Linked DNA regions of Homo sapiens: region 2 is linked to region 1. Evidence: chromatin loops called from intact Hi-C (ENCODE). Cell type or tissue: K562. All regions are shown on one strand. Links, peaks and the distances in the headings refer to the core of each region. The heading gives the core; the rest is flanking DNA.

Region 1 (8,132 bases), core at 2,925-5,424:
TAACTGAATGGGTGCCCCCTTAGTCAAGGGGATTCCAAGGTAAACCTGAAAAACAAGTTCAGGCCACGATGGGAAGGGAGGTCCGTCATGCCTCATTTTATCCTCCTCCTTTAGGAATTCAGGCACAGCTGACCAGCCTTAACTGAAAACAGAGATCTTAAGACTCACAAAACAGACTCTTCCTAGCAATAAGATACCAAATTCCAACCACACTCTAGTAGAGCATCACATGACAGATAGCAGGCCCTGAAAGAAATCAAAGTATTTTAGCCCAAAATATATTTTTCTGACAGATTTTGAAATGTCTCTGAAAGCTGTCTCTTGTGGGAAAATCTACATTCTATAGCAGGGGTGTCCAATCTTTTGGCTTCCCTGGGCCACACTGGAAGAAGAAGAATTGTCTTGGGCCACACATAAAATACACTGACACTAATGATAGATGATGAGCTAAAAAAAAAAAAAATCTCATAATATTTTGAGAAAGTTCACAAATTTGTGTTGGGCCACATTCAAAGCCATCCTGGGCAGCACGAGGGTTGGACAAGCTTGATGTAGAGAATCACCTTCCCTTCAGGTCTTTTTCTGATCCTGAAGAGATTAGCTGAGCATCTAGTAGCACCTTTTAAAGGTCTGAATAGAAAACATTTGCCATCTATTGCCTTTGAGAGTGGCCCTCTGTGAGACTTCATCTACATAATAAAAACCTTGGTCTCTAACAACTTCTTATCTCAACCCAGGCACACTTTTCAACTGATTTCAGGTTTTCGTTTTTTTTTTTTTTTTTTTTTTTTTGGTTTTTTGGGAGCGAGTCTTGCTCTTGTCTCCTAGGCTGGAGTGCAGTGGTGCAATCCTGGCTCACTGCAACCTTCACTTTCTGGGTTCAAGCGATTCTCCTGCCTCAGCCTCTGAGTAGCTGGGACTACAGGCATACACCGCCATGCCCAGTTAATTTTTGCATTTTTAGTAGAGGCGAGGTTTCACCATGTTGGCCAGGCCAGGCTCGAACTCCTGACCTCAGGTGATCCACCCGCCTTGGCCTCCCAAAGTGCTGGAATTACAGGTGTGAGCCACCGCACCCGGCCTTGATTCCAGGTCTTTAGATAGTAACTTAATGCTTTCAATTAACTGCCAATCAGAAAAATCTCTGAATCCACCTGTGACTCGGAGCCCCCTCCAGCCCCTGTGCCTTCCCCATCCACTTCAAGTTGTCCCGCCTTTCTGGATTGATGTCTGCCTGTAACTTATGTCCTCCTAAAATGTATAAAACCAAGCTGTAAACCAACCACCTTGGGCACAGGTTCTCAGGACCTCCTTGGGCTTTGTCACAGGCTTTGGTCACTCATATTTGGCTCAGAATAAACTCTTTAAATATTTCACAGAATTTGACTATTTTGTTGACACTGCCTAACACCATAGCTTAGCCTAGCCTACCTTAATTGTGCTCAGAACACTTACAGTAGCCTACAGTTGGGCAAAATTATCTAAGGAGGCAAAGCCTGTTTTAAAATAAAATGCTGAACAACTCAATGTAATTTATTGAATACTGTACTGAAAGTGAAAAACAGAATGGTTGTATGGGTACTTCAAGTACAGTTTCTACTAAATGTGTATTGCTTTCATGCCATTGTAAAGCTGAAAAATTGCATGTCAAGCCATTACAATTCTGGGGCCACCTGTAGGCATCCTGAGCCAGACTCCAGGTGAGAACTGAGGCCCGCCTTGGAGTAATGGGGGAATAGAAGAAAATGGCGGCTTGGTGATGAGTTAAGGACCGAGAATGGAGGGACTGGTTGGACACAGAAAGGGAAGAACCTTGTATAGAGAAGGGATTGTGTTTTGCTTTTGTCTTTTTTGCTGAAGTCTCAGCCCACTGCTCTTCCTATAACAGATGCCCAGTAAAGCTGGCTGAATGGAAGCAGAAAGGCAGTTGCTGGCTTGTGCAAGTCAGGGCTCCTGAGCCCCATGGGCATCTCAGAACGCTTGGGGGTGAGTGGAGTCCTGAAGCTGGCACATCAGCCCAGCTTGTGAAGTCCTTCACTACTGTGTACCTTGGGAAGTCCCAGAAAACACATCCTCCCCACCCCGCAAACCATGAAGAGCTAATGTCCAAGCAGCTTGGGTTATTACTGGTAAAGGACAAGAAGGCCATTATTCAAAGGGGAGGAATCGTGGTGTCTTCCAAAAATGGTGGCAACAATGTTTCTGGTTTCACATGTTCTTCCAGAACCCTGCCACTCTCCATCTAGAAGTGGGCTCCATGTCCCTTCTCTTTGATCCTGGGTGAGCCTTCATTGATCTCAATGAATAGGATATGGCAGAAGTGATGCTATGTGACTTCCAAGCCTAGGTCGTAAAGATGAGACAGCTCCCAGGTCTTTCTCTTGGGACATGAGCTGCTGTAAGATGTTCAGCTACCTTCAAGTCCCTGTGATGGGGAGACCACAAAAGAGACAGAGATCCCTGGACCCCTGCTGATCCACCCTTCAGCCCGGGCACCAGACATGTGGTTGAGGGGGCCTACAGATGACTCTGTCCCCATCCCCATCTGATTGCAACCACTTGAGAGAGCGGGAGAGAGTTGCCCAGCTCAGCCCCGTCATCCTTCAGAACCATGAGAGAGAACAAAATGCCTTGTGTTTCAAGCCATTTGTTTTGGGGTGGATTGTTACACACTAGATACAGGTGTGACAAAACAGGGAGCTTGTGCTTGGGAGTCTGAACTGTAACGCATACCAGGGAGCCAGGGATAGTAAGATACACCTGCTAACAGAGTCTCCCACCTGGGGGTGCCAGCAAGAGAATGGAGCCAACACTGAGAAATGCCAGTGTCAGGCCACCCAGCTGCTCTGCAGTTCCCAAGGTACCCTGGACCTGAGATGTTCCCACTGTCTCCCTGCTGATGTGTGGTTTGGAAAGGCACCTGAGCTAGGAAGCTGAGCAGACGGAATGGCCTGCCAGTGGAACCATTCTCCAAGAAGCAGGGAGGGCCCTTCTCCTCCTTTGCTGTGTTCCTCCCAATGCTAGTGGGAAGCTTGAAGCTCCCCTCCCACAGGCTCAAATATCCCAGCAATGCTGCCCTGACCCCGTACATGCAATGTTTTCTCCTTTCCTACAGTATTTACTCATACTTGCGGCTGGATTAGATTGAAGCAATGCTGGAAAGAATATTTAGTTTGTCTTCAGCAACTCACCTACTGATTACCACTGCTATTCCTACCTCCCATCCGGCCACTCCCTTGCACCAGGCTCCCCAAATGGCATTCTGTGTGCCCAGTGACCCCCACAGTACCTCCCCCTTCACTCCTGCTCTGCCAGTGGTTCTCAACTGGGGGCATTCCATGCACCCCCCAACTCCGCCAAGCCCCCAGGGGACATTTGGCAAGGTCTGCAGACATTTTTGAGTGGCACACGGGGGTGTGTGGGTAGAGGCCAAGGATGCAGCTAAACATCCTATAATTCACAGGACAGCCCCCTACAATGAACAATTATCCAGTCAGTTGTGCCAAGGTTGAGAAACCCTGATGGATCTCAAATCGTACCTGTTTTGCGTTATATTTCTTTAGACCTTTTGTTCTTTTGTTTTGCATGCTGACAGCTAGATACACGATAAACAGACCAAGCTACTGAAGACTGCTCCTGGCTAAATTTCACCCTTCCTGAGACAACAGCATTTTAACAATCTCCAGCAGACCTGACACCCTGTCCCAGAGAGACACATCTCTCAAGGTCCTAGGCAGCCCAAGAAGGCGGAGAGCCACATTTTCAGGCAGCTGTGGGTCTTCGCTTTGGAAGGGAGGAGAAGGAACCTCTGAAAAGCCAATTCAGGGCCATCCCTCTGAAACTGGCAGGGAGGGGCTTCTCTAGAGGAAATGCACACCCCGCCAGCGTGCTAGGCCTGCGAGAGGGTAGCTGATGAGTCACCCTGGGCCATCCCTTTGTTACTCATTTCAGAGTCTGGCAGCAGCCCAGAAAAGGATACCCCCAAAGTGGAATTCCCCATGCATGTACAATCATCCTTCATTTGTATCAGGGGCTGGGAGGGGAGGGGGCAGATCCTCCATTTTACTCATGCCCCACCCTTATTAACAAGAAGTCTTCAGCCTCCTTCCCTAAACTGCACACACATCAGAACTGTGAGCCACAGCCAGTGATCCAAACCACGTGTCCCAGGCCTTTCCTTTCCCTTCTCCCTGCCCTATCTGCCAGAAGGGAGGCCCTAAAAGGGAGGATGGGAGGGAGGCGAGGGTGCTGGGGCTTGACATTCACTCTTCCTCTCTCTAGTCCCTTGCCTGTCTCAGCCGTGCCCTGGACCAGAAGGACATAACCTGTTGCATGTTTTGTCGTTTTTGTGTCCCTGTTCCCTGCAGCCCTGACCCTCCTGGGCCATCGCCCCCACGGTCACTAGTCAATATCAGAGTTTTTATCTCCAGTACCCCAGCAGAGGTGGCTGCTCCTTCCTGATGGCTGCCCTCCCCCCAGGCGCAGGCAAACCCACCCTCTTCCTCCCCATCCCTGCTCTCATCACAGACCCCACAGAAGAAGGGAGGAGGAGGTGGAACCTTGCCCTCGGCTGCCAATTCCTGTCTTAAATTCCTGCTCTTCAGGAACTCTCCTTTCTTAGCTCCTGGAGGAAGCCCAAAGACAGTATCTATTTTCCTGACTTCCTGAGGGGATTCACAAAGCTGAACTACTAGTCTTGCTTGGGCTGGGGTAGCAAAATACAGGAGAAACATCATCCTGAGAATGGGCCCAACAAGAATGAACGTGGGAAACTTTCTCACTCGGATCCTGGTCTCCCGAGAGACGGAGGAAACCCACGAGGCCCTGGGTTCCAGTGGCACCTTTCTGTCACATAGTCTTAAAGTTCCCTGCATTGTAGGAAAAGAAAAAGAAAGGACGCAAACATCGTCATTGTTCCCATTTCGCAGATGGGTGAGTGGAAACTTATGGCTAGAGATCACAAGGTACTGGAAGCACGTGTATGTGCTGGGATAGGAGAGAGTCCACGTTCCTTGGCACTGAAGGGCCTCTGGCCCTTTGTGGGAAACATCAGGAGGCCATGACCATTGTGTGACCAAAGAAAATTACAGCAGGAAACTCCTCTGAGTTTCCGGACCTTCCCCCTGGGACACCACCTCCTCTGTCATACCCCTCTCCAAAACTTAGGTGGCCGCCAATGTCAAGTGCTAAAGCTGGGACCCAGTCGGGTATTCAAGATGTGCCACAATGTGTCTCCACCTCAGCGACGCGACCTCATTTGACAGTACTCCCCTCCAGCTGTACTGTCCCCAAAGAGAACGTGCAATCTGCATGGATTAAACCTTTACTATGTACCAGCCTCTGGAGCTCTGAGCTTTATATGTCTATTATTTCATTTCATCTTTACAGTCCTCTGAGGTAGACACAATTTTTTTTTTTTTGAGATGAAGTCTCGCTCTATTGCCCAGGATGGAGTGCAGTGGTGCGATCATGGCTCACTGCAACCTCCACCTCTCAGGTTCAAGCGATTCTCCTGCCTCAGCCTCCTGAGTAGCTGGGACTACAAGTGCATGCCACCACGCCCGGCTAATTGTTTGTATTTCATATTGTAGTTTTGTAGAGATGGGTTTTCACCGTGTTAGCCAGGATGGTCTTGATAGTAGGCACTATTATTATCTTCATTTCACGGATGAGGAAACTGAGGTGTGAAGAGGATAGTGATCCACTCAAAATGACAGAGCCAGTATGTGGCAGAATAAGAGGCCAGTCCCTAACTGCCAGACACCAAGTCCTCATTCGCTACCCTGATATTTACAGATGTTTATTGATGTAGGTTTAGCTGTTTGTTTTGAGACAAGGTCTCACTCCATCACCCAGGCTAGAATGTCATGGTGCAATCACGACTCACTGCAGCCTTGACCTCCTGGGCTCAAAGTGATCCTCCCACCTCAGCCTCCCAAGTAGCTGGAACTACAGGTGCACACCACCATGCCCAGCTAATTAAAAAAATTTTTTTTTGTGGAAATGGGTTCTCATTATGTTGCTTGGCTGGTCTTGAACTCCTGGGCTGAAGGGACCCTCCCACCTCAGCCTCCCAAAGTGTTGGGATTACAGGCATGGGCCACCATGCCCTGCCTGTTTATTGACGTCTGTGCATTGTTTGGCTCTGATGTGAATACTATCCCGCTTTGGAGAGTAAAGGCTGAGAGGCTGGATTCCAGAGCGCAACAGTCTGCTGCTGTGCAGTGCAGCAGCCACAAGGAACATGTGGCTATTTACATTTAAATTAAATAAAATTACAAATTCAGTTTCTCAGTTGCATGAGTCATATTTCAAGTGCTCCACAGCCACACAGGGCTAGTGCTGCTGTTTGGAGCAGTGCAGATATACACGGTTTCCATCATCACTAGAAGCTCTATGGGACAGGGGTGGTCTAGAAGTGGCCTCACTGCACACCTGCTGGCCAGGCCACCTCCTCCTGGGGCTCAATCATCCAGACAGTGTTGCTAGCCAGGACCCCAACAGACCTCATGGAACCCACGGTCCTTCATTTCTCAAATCCCCAGATGAGTGTCCCTTGGCTGGTCTTCTTGGGGACTGGTGCTGAACAAGGTGGAGATATAATTCCTCACAAACACCAGTCCAGCTAAAGCCAGATGTGTGAGGGTGCAGGGGGCTGTCGAGGAAGGTAACATTCTAAAGTCACAGAATGTCAGAAGTAGTGGGGCATCAGGAAAATCTGTTCCAACCTTCTAATCTCAGAGACAAGATAAGACAACTATGGCCGTATAGGGGCGTGGTCTGGCTCCTGGCCACAGGAAGCTGGTGGAAAATCTAAAGAGGCACCCAAACAGGCAAAGAGTCACCCCTGGATCCAGAGGCCCATGGGGAGCAGGCTGGAGCCCTGGAATCCCACTTTGCACGCCCTGTGGCTTTGCAGGAAAGTATATGGGAAATGGGGGATTCTTGAAGGGGGTCCCACTGCTCCTATTCCTGGAGAGGGGGCAGGGAGAGCTAAGGAGAGATTTGTTCTTCAGGCATCTGATGTAGCTGGAGACCGTGGGTACCATGGCCAAAGCTGAGGCAGCCAGGGTGGGACAGGGGCCTCCAAGCAACACAGCAGTGTTAGCAGTTCACCTGGACCTGTTGATGAGCTGTCTTAGATGCACGAAGGCAAGAGATGTCTCATCTCGTCTCTAAGATCTTAGATCTTAAGTGCAGAGGGAAGGCAGCTGGGAGTGTGGACGGCAGCCACAAGGGAGAAAAGTGCAAGAGCATTTACAACCAGAAGAGAAGCCGAGGGGACATGATGGCCCATGGACAATGTAGCCATGGACAGTGCCCTGGGAGGCTGGTAAGGGGGGTGCTGGGACTGGTGGTGAAGAGATCATTTTTAAGAAAAAGAATGGATTTACTTTCTCCATCAAACCAGCCAACATCTATTTGCTAGTCTTTAAACATTTTAACTACATGGGTACTTATTTATTTACTTTTTGAGATAAGTTTTCCCTCTGTTGCCCAGGCTGGAGTGCAGTGGCTCCAGAACCAGGCTGGAGTGCACGGCTCACAGCAGCTTCTACCTCCTGGGCTCAAGTGATCCTCCTGCTTCAGCCTCCCGAGTAGCTGGGACGACAGGCATGTGCCACCAAGCCCAGGTAATTTTTTTGTAGAGACAGAGTTTTGCTATGTTGCCCAAGCTGGTCCCAAACTCGGGTTCAAGCGATCCTCTTGCCCCAGCCTCCCAAAGTGCTGGGATTACAGGTGTGAGCCACTGCATACTTATTAAAAAGGCACCACAAATTCCAATAGACAGGCATCTTACAAAATCTCTGATCAATATTCCCCAAAACTGTCAAGGTCATCAAAATTAAGGAAAGACTTGAGAGACTGTCACAGCCCAGAGGAGCCGAAGGAGACTTGGCAACTAAATGAAACGTGGGGTCCTGGATGGGATCCCGGAATAGAGAAAGAACCTTAGGGGAAAACTAAGAGAATCTGCATAAAGCATGGACTTTAATAATACTGCATCAATGCTGATTCATTATAACACGTGTACCACACTGATGTAACATGTTAATAATAGGGGAAACTGGGTATGAGGTATCTGGAACTTCCTGTATTATCATCTCAGCTTTTCTATAAACCTAACACTG
Region 2 (5,918 bases), core at 2,704-5,203, 2.0 Mb after region 1:
CAGGGATGCAGGTCTCTCTATACACTCCGTGTGTGTGTGTGTGAGCCTTGAACTCTGTGTGGAGGTGGGGGTCCCAGCGCGTGTCTCTGTGAACACGCTTATGCGTCCCTCTCAGAAGAAATGGTATGTTGATCCTGGACGTGTCCTACCAGGTAACACAATAGCAAAGACTTTCACCGCTTGGTCCAACCGGGAAACAGTTATAGCTTCTGGAATAGAACTCGCTCTTCAGAAAAAATACTACGCAAGGGAAGGGGGGTTGACTCCTTCGCTCCCATCCAAAGGTGGGTGAGAGAAACCCGAGTCGTTGGAGATCTGCCGACGTGATGGGTGCGTGCCCCGTGTGCGCGCGTGAGTGTGGATTCCGCCTGTGACACTTTGGTTCTGTGTCAGAGAATGGTGACGGTCGTGTGTAGACGGATGAGAATGGTGACGGTCGTGTGTAGACGGATGATAGATGGCATTTTTCCTGATAGCTCTTAAAGTTCGTTTAGGTGAGCGTCTCTTGGCGTGGGGTTTGGCGTCTTTGCTATGTGCATGTCTAATAGAAGAAGAAGAGTTAGCAAGCCTGAGTTGTAGAGTGCCCCTGTGCCTACAGGAGGAAGGAGCTGTCTTTTTGCAGACACTCTGAAATCAGAGATAGATCCGGTGGGCAACAATTCACTGTCCCTTTCAACGAGTACAGGCTAATTGGGAGGTCCTCTTTACGGAATCAGTACTCTTGAAGGGGGGATATCTGTATGGGATTGAAACCTTATACAACGTGGCTGCCTCCCATTGAGAGAAGCTCTAGGATGCACAGTCTGTGCCAGCCAGGGAGATGAAGAGGGGAGGAGAGCCCAAGTTGTCCTTTCCAGGCAGGAATGAGGGCGGGGGCAGGTGAGAGAGCAAAGGGTGAGGGATTTGCCGGGGCTGGGGTTTCCAGGTTTCCAGATCTGGCTCCATGGCTTGAGATTTCGTTTTAGGACACCAGTTAGTAGTGAAAAGGGGAAATGCAGATTAATTTATAAGAGGCCAAAAGACAACATGTGAGGTTTTAGTATGACTATGTTGTGCTTTTCAAAGGACCCCAATAGAGAATGGAAGGCAAGAATAGCTCCAAGTTAAAGAGATTCACTTAAGGGGATTTGCAGAAAGTTGACATCCACCCTGATGTATATTTAGCTGCTGTACCTTTCTGTGAACCATGCCAGTGCTCTTGGTTACCCCTTTGCCTTTGCAGCGAGTGAGGGAATTAAATGGCAAGCATGCAAGGGTGGACAAATGGGTCTTTCTCAGATGTTTGCAGTGTACTTCTGCCCGAGAGCTGAGGTTCAGAATAGATGCCTCTTAAGAGCCTCCCTTCTGTCTTCAGCTTTTCTAATTATTTGTGCTTATACCTTCTCTACAGCTGAACTTTTATGTAGGTCCAGGAAAGGTTGTTCATTAACATTTACAACATTACATCCAAATTTAACCTTAGACTTAGCAACCAAATTGATTGGAGCCCTCAGGTTTGCATCCTCTTTGAATACATAAAAATGAATTTCAAGTTTTGATAATGGTATGATAAAGGGCAATTAGGACGACTTTGCTCAGAGGGATGCAAAGGTCTTTCCCAGGGATTGGATGAGACTGCCTTTTGTGTCACGTGACTTTATTCTTTCTTTCCCCCTTCCCCTTCTTTACAGACTGTCTTGAGTTCTTCTTGAATTGCCAGTTTTCAGCCTCCTCATGCCTCCGTCTCCTTTAGACGACAGGGTAGTAGTGGCACTATCTAGGCCCGTCCGACCTCAGGATCTCAACCTTTGTTTAGACTCTAGTTACCTTGGCTCTGCCAACCCAGGCAGTAACAGCCACCCTCCTGTCATCGCCACCACCGTTGTGTCCCTCAAGGCTGCGAATCTGACGTATATGCCCTCATCCAGCGGCTCTGCCCGCTCGCTGAATTGTGGATGCAGCAGTGCCAGCTGCTGCACTGTGGCAACCTACGACAAGGACAATCAGGCCCAAACCCAAGCCATTGCCGCTGGCACCACCACCACTGCCATCGGAACCTCTACCACCTGCCCTGCTAACCAGATGGTCAACAATAATGAGAATACAGGCTCTCTAAGTCCATCAAGTGGGGTGGGCAGCCCTGTGTCAGGGACCCCCAAGCAGCTAGCCAGCATCAAAATAATCTACCCCAATGACTTGGCAAAGAAGATGACCAAATGCAGCAAGAGTCACCTGCCGAGTCAGGGCCCTGTCATCATTGACTGCAGGCCCTTCATGGAGTACAACAAGAGTCACATCCAAGGAGCTGTCCACATTAACTGTGCCGATAAGATCAGCCGGCGGAGACTGCAGCAGGGCAAGATCACTGTCCTAGACTTGATTTCCTGTAGGGAAGGCAAGGACTCTTTCAAGAGGATCTTTTCCAAAGAAATTATAGTTTATGATGAGAATACCAATGAACCAAGCCGAGTGATGCCCTCCCAGCCACTTCACATAGTCCTCGAGTCCCTGAAGAGAGAAGGCAAAGAACCTCTGGTGTTGAAAGGTAATGCCCCTGCTCCCTTCCCAAGCACGGTCCTGATTAGCCGGGTTCACTTTGGGTTTTCTCGTAGAGTGACAGCATTCTCCTTACCCTGGCTACCAAAGACCAAAATAGACTTTATTCTTCTCTTCCCTTCTATGCTCTTTATTGTTTTGGTTTAGTAAGAAAAACCCAGCAGCACTGAACTGGAAGCCAGAAGATCTGGGTTCTACCCTTCATTTGGGTTCTAATTTGCATTGTGCAAGTCATTTCACCTCTCTGGGACTGTTTTCTCATCTTTCTAAAAAGGGGCTTTATACACACCAGATGGTATCTCAAGTCATGCCTGGTCTGCTAGCTCTATTCCAATCAATCACTAGTTGGAAAGTTATTGTCTCTCAGACTTAACCAATGTTGATGGAACAGAGGAAGGAGCAACTATGGTGAACTACAAGTAAACCTACAGGTACCAGTTCTTACTGTGGGAAATTCTTTCTCTTTCTCACCTTTCTGACCAGCTTGACTTTTATGTGGTTTATAAAGTGACCTTGAAGAAGGGCAGAGCTTCTTATTCTAAGGCCCCATATAAAGTATAAGTTCACCAATTACATCCATTCCTCTGCCAAGGCTCCAAGGGAACAGAGACGTTTTTATGAAACACTCCCCAACCCATTGTTTTTTCTGGCCTCACCTGACAACGGTTGGCATCATGGCTCCTCCCAAGATGGAGTAATGGGTCACTTGCCCCAGTATACTGAATGCAGAATAACTGAGATTAGCAGAACTGAGCTCTGGCAGAAGGAATTATTCACCACTCTTCTCGGAGCACCTTCCATACCGTGTTGCCTAACCTTTCCAAGTAGCCTGCATCCTGTGCCCAGCCTAGTTGCACCTCTTTGCCCTCAGATACTGACTTTTGGGGCACTGTACATCACTCTCATTCGGCATCTTTTACCTGGTGGTGGTAGTGAGAGATAGTCGTCTTCTCTCTTCTCTCCTCTTGTGTTCTGAGCCAAGGTACGCAGTTTCTGGGTCACATCTCCAACCAGTCTCCTAAAGTGTGTTGACCAAAGGTGTTGCTGAGTTTGAACACATTGCATATTTAAATTGCAATAGGACATGTGGGTGAGCAAGTTAGTTATTTTGTCTCTATGGGACAGCTTTGCCATTCTCCTTCTTGTCTTCCCAGTGGGGCATTCTGCCTTTTGTTAAGCAGTGTTCTGGGAATTATAGTTCTGAATTCCACTGACACAATCTCCTCTTCCCACCCTCCGCTCTCCTCAAACTTGCCCTCATGGGGCTACACTACCACAAAGGCACATCTCTCCTTAGGGCTGGTGGGCTTTGCTGGGAAGGAGAACATGAAAGAATTGTATGTAGAGAGTTCCAGAAGCTTCTAGACATTTCCTGGTCGTGGTGGTTGTGGTGGGTTTTCTTGAGGTCACAAATATGTTCAGATTTCCTCCATATAGCTCTGTATTTTATTGTTTCTGTATTCTTGTATGGTTGACTTTGAGTGATTCCCAGGATATTTACCCTGCTATTGTCTTACCATAATCTTGATGTGTCTAGCCTCTTACAAATGAGAAAATCCTACCGAGGAATTTCCCATTTGTAATAGTTTGTCTTGGGGAGCAAAGAGGAGGATAGCCAATGATCATGATGATCTCCTCTTTTCTCACGCAGAGCAGGTGTTCATGATAAAAAGCAAGTCTTTTGTGTCTTCATGATCTGAAGAGAGGAAACAACACGGATCAAGATGATCCTAGACCTCCTAATCATGGGGATGATTACAAGGAGTTGCAGACCCTACTCTCTATTTTGCAGTGGGTGGAGTTGTGGATAGGGGTGACCCATCAGTCATTGAGAAATGAATCTCCTGGGTGCTACTTGTGAAAGTGAGGATCCTCTCTCCCTTTCCTGTGGATGCAGCTGAGATTCTGGACAGCCTAGACTTCTTCCTCAGTGTCAGAGTAAGATTGCCTCAATGGGGCGGGGCAGGACACACTGCTGACCTCACCACTGGGCGCCCTGGGCAGCCACTGCGAGGCCTCGTCATTTTCGAGTTGGTGAGACACCGCGGCAGTCGACTTGGAAGATGCTCTGGTGGTAGAGGTTAGATTATTTGTAGTTTTGGGGGCCTTTTCTTCAAATATCTGGGAATTTCATTGAAAATATGTAGTTCAGGAGTGAAGGGGTCTATATTCTACTTTATAATTATCATTATCATTTTGGTATCTTTTGGGAGAATGGCCTAAAATTGGGACCAAGATGGAAAAGAAGGGAAAGGAATGGGTCAATATTAGAATGCCCTTCGTTATCCTTTCAACTTGGTAAACCAGAGATTAATACCATAGCACCACTGTGGTGAAAGACGGGGTGGGCATTCCCCAAAGGCATGACCAGCAGACTTCTCTCAGATTCTTGAGTGGGTCAAGCAGACCATTCTGGTCTGGCTTCTCCTCTCAGATTTATTTGAGTAATCCCCTCCCTTGGTGATAAGATTGTGTTTCAGCAAGAGTGGTAGTGGTACCATTTCGGAAGGAGTAATTTTTGCAGGGAAGTTGGTGGGAGGGGGGCATAGTTAGAACATAAGGAGGAAACTTCTAAAGGCTTGTTAGTTTATTTTCAGAGATTTCAGTACAATCTTGGGTAATTTATGGCTGGCCCATCTGATGCTCTGGTTTATGTTTGTAAACACTGGTTGCTACCCTCCCTGTCCAAGATCCTTGTCCCCCTGTCTCCATGCCATACTCTCCATTTTTGGTGCTGTCTGTCAAGTAGAGCGGCTGCTAACTTGCCATTTTAGTAATGCTGTGTCAGGTTGGGAAGAAACCGATCAGAGGCATGGCAGCCCCTGGGATTAAGTTACTGTTCTAATTTACAGTGCCCTCCCTGTTGTGACCTATGCTAGAATCTATGTTTTAGTCTCATCTTCTAAAGAATAAATGGCATCAGACCTGTGCTTCTCTTCAACCTGGTGAAAATGATCCAAATGAATAAATATTTAGGGATTTGTGAGGTCTTTGAAAGAATTATATTGTTTTACTCAAAGCTGATTTTTAATCAACTAAAACTTGCTTTCTAGTCAAACTGAGTAAGAAAGTTGAACAATTCTAGACCATCCATAACGAGAGCTACCGTTTTTGCTATAAAGTTTTTCAGGCTCCCTTTCTTTTCAGTAAAGCTGGGTCCAGGGAAATAATTTGTCATTTACTTAGGTAGGAAGAAATAGTCTACTGCCCCTTTTTCTTAAAGACAGTATATGCCTTCAAAAATGTTATTATAAACATTTTCAAGCATATAGAAAAGCAGAAAAGTGTGTAATGAACATCCATACACCTATCAACCAGATTAAACAATTATATTTTTCCTATTTGCTTTCTCTTTTCTGTTGAAATATTTAAAAATATAGATA

Evidence for each region. A loop is a pair of places that touch in the nucleus more often than their neighbours do. Peaks named below come from ENCODE experiments on the same cell type or tissue, not always from the same donor. Only the 100,000 strongest peaks of a DNase experiment are listed, where the experiment ranks them.
Region 2: a loop joins it to region 1, with 15 times the contacts of the local background. A loop is called at or near these places in 2 of 110 quality-filtered maps.

The regions. Positions count from the first base shown.
Region 1 is chr1:223,722,671-223,730,802 of GRCh38, reverse strand. The region is part of intron 2 of CAPN2 (calpain 2); the gene reads right to left. Among named protein-coding and RNA genes, the nearest start is that of CAPN2, 14 kb to the right of the region's middle. RefSeq lists an enhancer at 2,652-3,312. In K562, for the core only: no CTCF peak of the experiment used is centred there; DNase peaks (open chromatin) are centred at 3,892 and 4,192.
Region 2 is chr1:221,735,540-221,741,457 of GRCh38, reverse strand. It overlaps DUSP10 (dual specificity phosphatase 10), which reads left to right. Exons shown (of 4, transcript NM_007207.6): 2 at 1,671-2,524. The coding sequence starts at 1,714. Among named protein-coding and RNA genes, the nearest start is that of DUSP10, 3.6 kb to the left of the region's middle. RefSeq lists enhancers at 1-299, 693-832, 2,715-2,944 and a silencer at 333-382. In K562, for the core only: no CTCF peak of the experiment used is centred there; no DNase peak of the experiment used is centred there.